2 separate regions of the Mus musculus genome follow, and region 1 is linked to region 2. The links are chromatin loops, found by intact Hi-C in ENCODE. Cell type or tissue: heart. All regions are shown on one strand. Region 1 has its middle 12 kb from the start of A330076C08Rik. Region 2 has its middle 43 kb from the start of Gm2233.

Region 1 (4,000 bases), 240 kb before region 2:
GTCCCAGCACTGGGGAGCAGAGACAGGGAGATCCCTGGGCTCATTGGCCACTGGCCGCTGTTATAGACCAGCGAGAGATCCTGTCTCAAAACAGAAACAAAACAAACAAAACCCATCTTGACATCTTGACAGCTTCCAAGAGGATCTTCTACTCTTTATATGAGTATGCACTTATTTGTGCACATGTACCCCTCCCCACACTCACACACATACACACACACACACACATACTCACATACACACACTCACATACACACGCTCACATATATATACACATACACTCACACACACATACACACATATACTTACACATACACTCACATACATACAGACACATACATACACTCACATACATACACACTTACACGTATACTCACATACACACACACTCAAATACATGCAACACATACACACATACACTCGCATGCACACAGACTCACACATATACACTCACACACACACTCACACACTCACATACATACACACATTCACACACAATTCATACACACACTCACTCACACATACTCATGCACATACATTCACACACACACACTCACACACATTCACTCACATACTCGCACACTCACATATACACACATACATACACACACATACATACACTCACATACACACACAATTCACACACATACACACACACATTCACATACATACACTCACACACACTCTCCCACACACACCCCACACACTCAAAGAACACACATGGGGAGAATGCAATACAGCAAACAAGAGAGAGCACCTAGAGAGAAGACATGCCCATGAGGACACTGAGGGGCAGTACAGGTGACCCTGGCAAAGTCAACACTGACAGCACTAGAGAATAGGAGATGGTGCTGGCTGCTCCCATAAACTGCCGGCCCTTGGAGGGTGCTAGTCACAGGCAGGTATGGTTCTGAGGGCTTTAAAGGAAGTAAACCAGCCGATACTTGTGATGAACATGGAGCCCTGGATGCAGAAGTTTAGTTTGTCCCAGCTCTTCTGGCATCAGGACCTTGTGACACTAGACAGGTGACAAAGCCTGTGTGTATTTTAAGGTCCTGAGTAACTCAGGATGTGTGTTAATATCAGCTGATCTAGAGAAAGGACCTCAGACTCTGGAGACCTCAACCTAGATGACAACTCAGCAGGAGCACCAGGCTCACATCCCTCCACCCACACACCCATCCTTCTATGTCTCAGATCCTACGTGAAGCCCTTGCGTTGCCCAACACTCCAGCCTGGCCCTCATTCCCTTCTCTCTCCCTCTGGCTCTCACGTCATTAACAAAACTCCCCAGACCCTTGCAAATCCCCTAAAGCAGGACTGTCCCAGGAGACAAATGGTGGATTTAATAAGCTTCCCCTTAAATGGCCTCAATCCCTTCCAGTTGATTAGGAGGAGAAAACACCGGACTGCAGGACAGTTCCCGGGCAGGAGGTGAGGGAGGGAGAATAAAGAATGTCTCCCAGCTCCCGGGCCTCGGGGACCAAATTAAGAAAGCAGGCACCACTTACTCAAAATCAGATGAATGTCAGCGGAATGTTTGTCAAACAAACTTGTCATTATTTGTCACAATTTGAGGACGTATCCGTCAGTCGTCACACTGGAGCGTGTAACAGCTATTTATAGCTGCCAGCCGAGAGTTTTAACTCATGCAGGGCCAAGGCTCCACAGTATAAACAGATTTATTTATAATGATTGCGCAGCTATAAATAGTTTGGTTTGGGGAGCGTCGAAGAACAGCTCTGGAATGTTCTGCCAGTGCCAGCGGCAGGAAGGCTGACAGCGGGAGATGAACCCTGCTTTTTGTTTTGTTTTCTTCTTCTTCTTTGGAGACTCTTTATGTATGTCCTTGGTCACACCCTTCCTCAATGTCTCTTCTGGAAGGGGAGTGGTGTTCCTCTGCATTCCCAGGAGATGGTAGAAGTTACTCACTTAATTAACATCTGCCCCAAGATCCTCCCTTGAAAGGGAGTCCAGGCCGGGGCTTCGCCTCCTTTGTGCCTATTCGTGGACAATGAACTAATTACAGTCTCTTTTCTCCCGCAGGGTTGGGGGGGGGTGTTATCCTGTTATTCCAGCGAGAAGGCAACTCTCCAAAGGCTTGTTTATAGCTTCAGATTTAATTTGAATGGCTGTGTCCTCTCTTCCAAAATAAGAGGTTATCAGAAATGAACTAGTTTCTCATGTCAGCAGGACCCCAGCTGAGGATTAAAGAGTAGGGGTGGGGGGAGGTGCTGAGGAGAGGGACGGGAACACGCATGTATAAACTGTACATGGAAAACACATAGTTGCATCAGTGTAAAATCCGATCATTATAACATTTGGCACAGGGGCAATAGCGATCCACTAGCCAGCCTGCACCCCTGCCCTCAAGAGCACATACCTATTTATCACATTGAAATGTCTGCTGTCATACCTCTTTCTAATGCCATCTGCCAAAGTCATCCGCTCAGTTTTCATGCGGCTGGCCTCAATCTTATTTTGCATACACACACACACACACACACACATATACATACATAAAGAAAAGGTGTGTCCTGGAAAAAAATTTATTGGATCTTAATTTGCAAGATTAGTTCTGGTTCATTTTATGGCTGTAATTTAATACTCATAATGATTTTCTGACACATATGTTTTAGCAGCAAGCTCTCCCTCCTATTCATCTTTCATTTCGATACAGCTCTAAAGTAGATTAGGCTGGATGGTACGCGTCAGGGAGTGTGGCACCCCGAGAGAAACTGGCATCAAACTGCTGCGGCTGCTCCAAGCTGGCAACAAGGCTCAGCTGGGCACAGGGGATGGGATGGCAGAAGCAAGAAGCCCAACTTCGAGAGCCATCATTATCAGCTATATCATCATCATCATTACCATCACTAGTGTAATTCTTTGAGGACGGCTGTAAGTCAGGCCCTATGTAATCAAAAGCCGCTGAGTACCTCTGCAGGTAGTATAGCTTATGGGTACAAACCGATAGTTTAGTTCTCTGGATGTCAAAGAGGGGGAAGGCTCTGGAAGGTTCTGCCAAAGCCAGTGACAGGGCAGGTAGACATCAGTAGCAGAGAGATGAATCCTGTGAGTCTTTGTCCTTTCCCTGGAGTCCTCAATGCTGCAGGACCCTAGGTGTGGAGGCCCACGTTTGGCGAAGGCAGGTTTCCTTTGACAGTCTCTCTGGGAACCTAAGTTATACATTTGCAAGAATGTACACATGACTATGTAACTTGATAAAAGTGACTTAAACTGAAAGTTGAGAGAGATTTGGGGAGTGCGGAGCTCATCCTGGAGAATGTGATGGACCTCTGAAGCGAGCAGCCCCCAAGCCTGGTTTAGGGTTATGACAGAGGCACCCAAGGCCAGGGTACAGGAAATCCAAGGGCATAATGTGAATCGAGTTGAATGGCCAGGTGGGCAACTCTTCGTTTATTATGGGAGAAGCCGTCACCATACATGCTACTAAGACTAATCCAACCTGCTGTGAGTTTACCTCACAGGGAGCTACACAGGACAGACTGCGTTCAGACAGATGGACGCTATACCAGGATTCTCCTTTACCCTCTTCCAAGTCCTCTCAGACTTTGTGAAGGCTCTGTACTATTTTAAAGGATAGTTTTCATCCTCCCTCCCTCCCTCCCTCCCTCCCTCCCTCCCTCCCTTCTTTGGTTTATTTATTTATTTATTCATTTATTTTTAAAGAGAGGGGTTCTCAATGTTTAAAATAGGACAGATATTTTCATACTAATGATAACATCTTCACGTTACCAAGCAAGTAATTTCATGGAGGCTTCCCAGGACTAGAGATATGCATAGTTAGGAACAGCACTACTAATGTGTGCTATACAAGATGTCAGTCTGATACAGCTTATGGCGAGGGCTTTTGTTTATCCCTGTTTCTGCCTTGTGTCCTCTCCCCACCCCCCAGCTCCCTCATGTGAGCTGAGGAAGGTGCACTGTGAAAGCCATAGGCAGCTGAGGGTCTTCTTGAGGTAGCTGTTAGGGTTTTCCC
Region 2 (4,000 bases):
GGAGAGAGAGGGGGAGAGGGAAGGGGAGAGAGGGGGAGAGGGGGGGGAGGGACAGAGAGGAGGAGGGGGAGGGGAGGGGGGGAGAAAGAGAAGACAAACTATGGTAGAAAGAGTGTGGTGGAATAGAGCTGCTCCATAGTGATGACCTGGAAGATGAGAAGATGCCTGGGGCCTCAATATCCTCATCAGAGGAGAGCTCTACCGACCTGACTGGGGCTTCCCTCCAGCTTCCACCACCTCCCAATAGCAACCCAGACCAAGAACCAAAGACCCAGTCCTGAATATGTGGGCCTCTGGCAAACACTCCTGAACCAAGCAGAAACGAGGTATGTGGGTCAGGACTGGTGAGCAGAATAAAGTGAGGTTCTAAAATCGTCAGTTAAAGCAAGCCTTTCTCTTTATAAGTCGATGGCCTCAATTATTCTGTCATAGGAGCTGGAAGCTAACACATACCTCTGGTCCTCTTCCCGAGGAGGCCAGACCTCTTCTATACCAGGAAGAAGAAGCGAAAGAACACATCAGCAAGCAGGATCTGAGCTGCTTGCAAGATCCTTTTAACAGTGGTCAGAACTTGGCCCTCACAGAAGAGCTGATTTTCTACACCCCCCCCCCCCAGGAAGTTCCATGGCTCTTCTCCTCTCTTGCCCGCCCCCTTTCCTCTTTCAGCTTGAGTTGTCTCCAAGTCACCTGACCGACGTCGTTCATTTTGCTATCCATAAGTAAACATATCTATTCCAAACAACCAACCAACCATATGAAACCATTATTCATGGTAAAGACTACGGTGTGTTCTGATGCTAAGTCACTAATAAGCTACAGGTAGAAGGATGGATTAGCACAACTAGAATACTAAGAGGACTAGAGGCTGGCTCCCATGGCTCTCTCTCCAGCCTCTCTCAGGGCTCCTCTGCTCACTGCCCTGAGTGTCAGCAAGCTACACTGTGCAGCTAGATTCCAAGAGACCTGTAACAGGTGATTCAGCCTCTTGAACTTCAGTCCACTACTCTGCATCTGCTGGCACATGCCCCAGACAATACTCTTACTAGGGAGTGAGCTGGTGTGTGGCCAGTGCTCTATGAAGAATTTGAATGTTGTTTGAAGTTTAAAGTTTTTTCTCATTTGTGAAATGGTTTTCTTTAATATTTCTCAGTATTTTCATCTTGTTTGGAAAAGAGATATAGTATATATTAGTCCTCATGTTAGCTGCTTCTATTCTCCTCCTCCTCCTTCTTCTCCTCCTTCTCCTCTTCTTCTTCTCTTCCTCCTCTTCCTCTTCCTGCTACTTCTCCTTCTTTTTCTCTTTCTCTTCCTCCTCTCCCTCCTCTTTCTCTCCTTCTCCTCCTTTTCCTTTTCTTCCTTCCTCTTCCTCCTTTTCCTCTTCCTCTCCGTTTCTTCCTTCTTTAAAGAAGAAGACATGATCTCATATATCCCAGACTGGCCTTGAACTTACTGTGTAGGCAAGGATGACCTTGACCTTCTGACCCTCCTGCCCCTATCTCCAGAGTGCTGGGATTACAGACGTGCGCCACCATACACCACTATGCAGGGCTCAAACACTAGGCTTCATGGATACTAGATAAACATTCAACAAACTGAGTTACAAATCCAGCCCACTTGAAATTACTTTTTTTTTTTTATTCCTGTGATCAAATCCCTGAAAAACAGCACTTGAAGGGAGAAGTATTCTTATTTCTGAAGAGATCTTGGCTCATGATCTGAAGGGATACAGTATATCATGGAAGCAAAGGCAAGATGGTGGAAGTGTGGAGTGGCTGGTCACGCCATATCCACAGTCAGGAAGTAGATGGAGATGAACAGAGATCTCCATACTTGATTTTTTTTTAATCATCTTGGGACTCCACCACCCACATTAGTCCATTTGGGAGAAACACTAAAGGCCTACGCAGAGTTATGGCTCCTAAGTGATTCTAAATCTAACCAAGTTGAACGTTAACTACCACATTAACCTAAGTCTAAACATCATAGATCAATGATGACAGAAGCAGACAAAAGACAAAACAAAACAAACAAACAAACCAAGGTCTGAGTAACCAGTGGGACAGATGCCAGGCAAGGGCGCAGCCCAGACTGACAGCCAATTCATTAGAAGAGAATCCCTTCAGGATAAGCCAACTCATTCTTTGAAGCAATGTAGTCACAAGAATGAGGCAGTACTCTTTGCTGGCTTTTGGCCAGCCCAGCTCTGGGAAGCGTGGTCAGCGTCTTTAACTGGACTTGGCCTCCGGAAACAAAGCTCAACCTCTTTAGCAGGAGGCAGGGTTTCCCCACTGCCCACTAAACTGTTTGCAAAAGAAAAGAAAGAAAGGTAAATATTTGAACACCAGAAAATAAATAATGATCATAAATAATGCAGTCGTCTTCCAGTGTTTGCCCACAGCCGCTGACAGGCTGCCATGTGAAGTTTGCTTCTTACAGCGGTGTCTGCAGCCCAGCAGCTAGGTAAGGGCGTCAGGGGAGGGAGTACCTTTTTCTAAGGCTTGTATGGCATTGTGAAGAGATCTGCTCAGAGCCCTCTCCTGCATTCTGGGAAGAAGAGAGAAGCCCCCTTTTGCTAATTCCTGGCATGTTTTATGCTATCTGAATGATCAATCCAGTTTCCTCTTCCAGGTATTATATGGGGTAGAGATAGCATAAACATGTGGAATTAACTAGAATTCAAATGACTGTCAAATGTCTATTCAAATGACTGTATCAATGACATAATTCACCTGAACTCCAGCTGCCCATTCACAAAGTGGGTACAGCAGAAGGTACAGCAAGGACACTGTTCAAGGATGAGCCACGGTATAATTCATATACTTGGCACAAAACGGGCACAGCCATTTGCAGTCGGCAAATTACAAAGAGGAATTTAGACGCTCCTTGGAAAACAAAGCAACAAAAACAAGACGTTCCTACCTGGCCTGCCTCTTAAACACACGGCACCAACTGGCGTGTGTTTTAAAAACCGTATCTGTGTCTCATGCTCAAGTAATCATTCTAAAAATACAGATTCCGCAAAAGGAAATGTGGTGCATCTACTTCTGATTTTACTCTTTATAAAAACACAAGCAGATCCTCTGCACGGAGGGAGAGAATTCAATTTGCAGTTTCTTGACGTGTGTTTTGCCTTCCCAGGGAAACGTGTAAGCTGGTAACTCAGCATACGTCAGATTTGGGAGGCAGCCATGTCTCTTGCAGCACTCAGCCTCACTAACAAGGCACAGCTTCTCCAAATGACCCATCCGTCAGCGGCACGTGAGCTGGGAGAATTGATTAGCCAGCCCTGTCACAGGAGAGCCATGGTGCAGCCTGAGAAAAACCATGCCAACACCCCACGCTCTCGGCCTCGGGGTGCATTCCGTTTGAGGGGTCGAATGGAGTTGAATTGATGAAGTGTTAAAAGTGAGAAGGTAACACAGAGATGTGGTCCTCTGCTTAAGGCAGATGGGTAAATCAAAGCCCAGAGCATCAGACAGCTTGCTCAGTGACAGAGCTGCCGATGCAAGCCAGGTTTCTTGACCTCCTTCCCGGCCACTGGGGAAATCTATTTCATCCATAGCCAAGTGAAATGTTTTCCTGGATTCCCCTGTGACTCTGAGGGTACAGGAACTGGAATATAAAGGCTTAGAGTCCCTTGGCCTTATTCTGTTTAGATCACACCTTACATGGGATGGCACCACCAAGAGAGGTGATCCGTGGGATAGAACAACATCACCTGGCTTCCTGGCCCTTTGGCTTTCTGAGTGGCTCTGTGCCTCCATACCAGCAGGGTGTCTAGCATATTGCAGGAATTCAATGAGTATTAACTGACTGGACACATTTTAAGTGTACACTGTCAAATCTTGTTAGTAAAAACAGTGCAATGAGCGTTGACCCTTGGCTGATAGGAGAGAGAGGCTCGAGCAAGAGTAACTGGATAAATAAGACTCTCAGCAAGCAGGAAGAATGACTCTCCACTCCTGCCTTTACCACCTGGCTGACCAACGGCCCAGTGACA

The links. Hi-C counts contacts between places; a loop is a spot of excess contacts. Peaks named below come from ENCODE experiments on the same cell type or tissue, not always from the same donor. Only the 100,000 strongest peaks of a DNase experiment are listed, where the experiment ranks them.
Region 1: it touches region 2 in a loop (2.8-fold over the local background); 2 of 42 quality-filtered maps call a loop at or near these places.

Annotation. Positions count from the first base shown.
Region 1 is chr13:44,226,660-44,230,659 of GRCm38, reverse strand. No RefSeq gene overlaps it. Among named protein-coding and RNA genes, the nearest start is that of A330076C08Rik, 12 kb to the right of the region's middle. In heart, a CTCF peak has its summit at 1,915; a DNase peak (open chromatin) is centred at 1,919; H3K4me3 peaks cover 903 bases; H3K27ac peaks cover 2,377 bases.
Region 2 is chr13:43,990,155-43,994,154 of GRCm38, reverse strand. No RefSeq gene overlaps it. Among named protein-coding and RNA genes, the nearest start is that of Gm2233, 43 kb to the right of the region's middle. In heart, no CTCF peak of the experiment used is centred here; DNase peaks (open chromatin) are centred at 2,164 and 3,224; H3K27ac peaks cover 1,003 bases.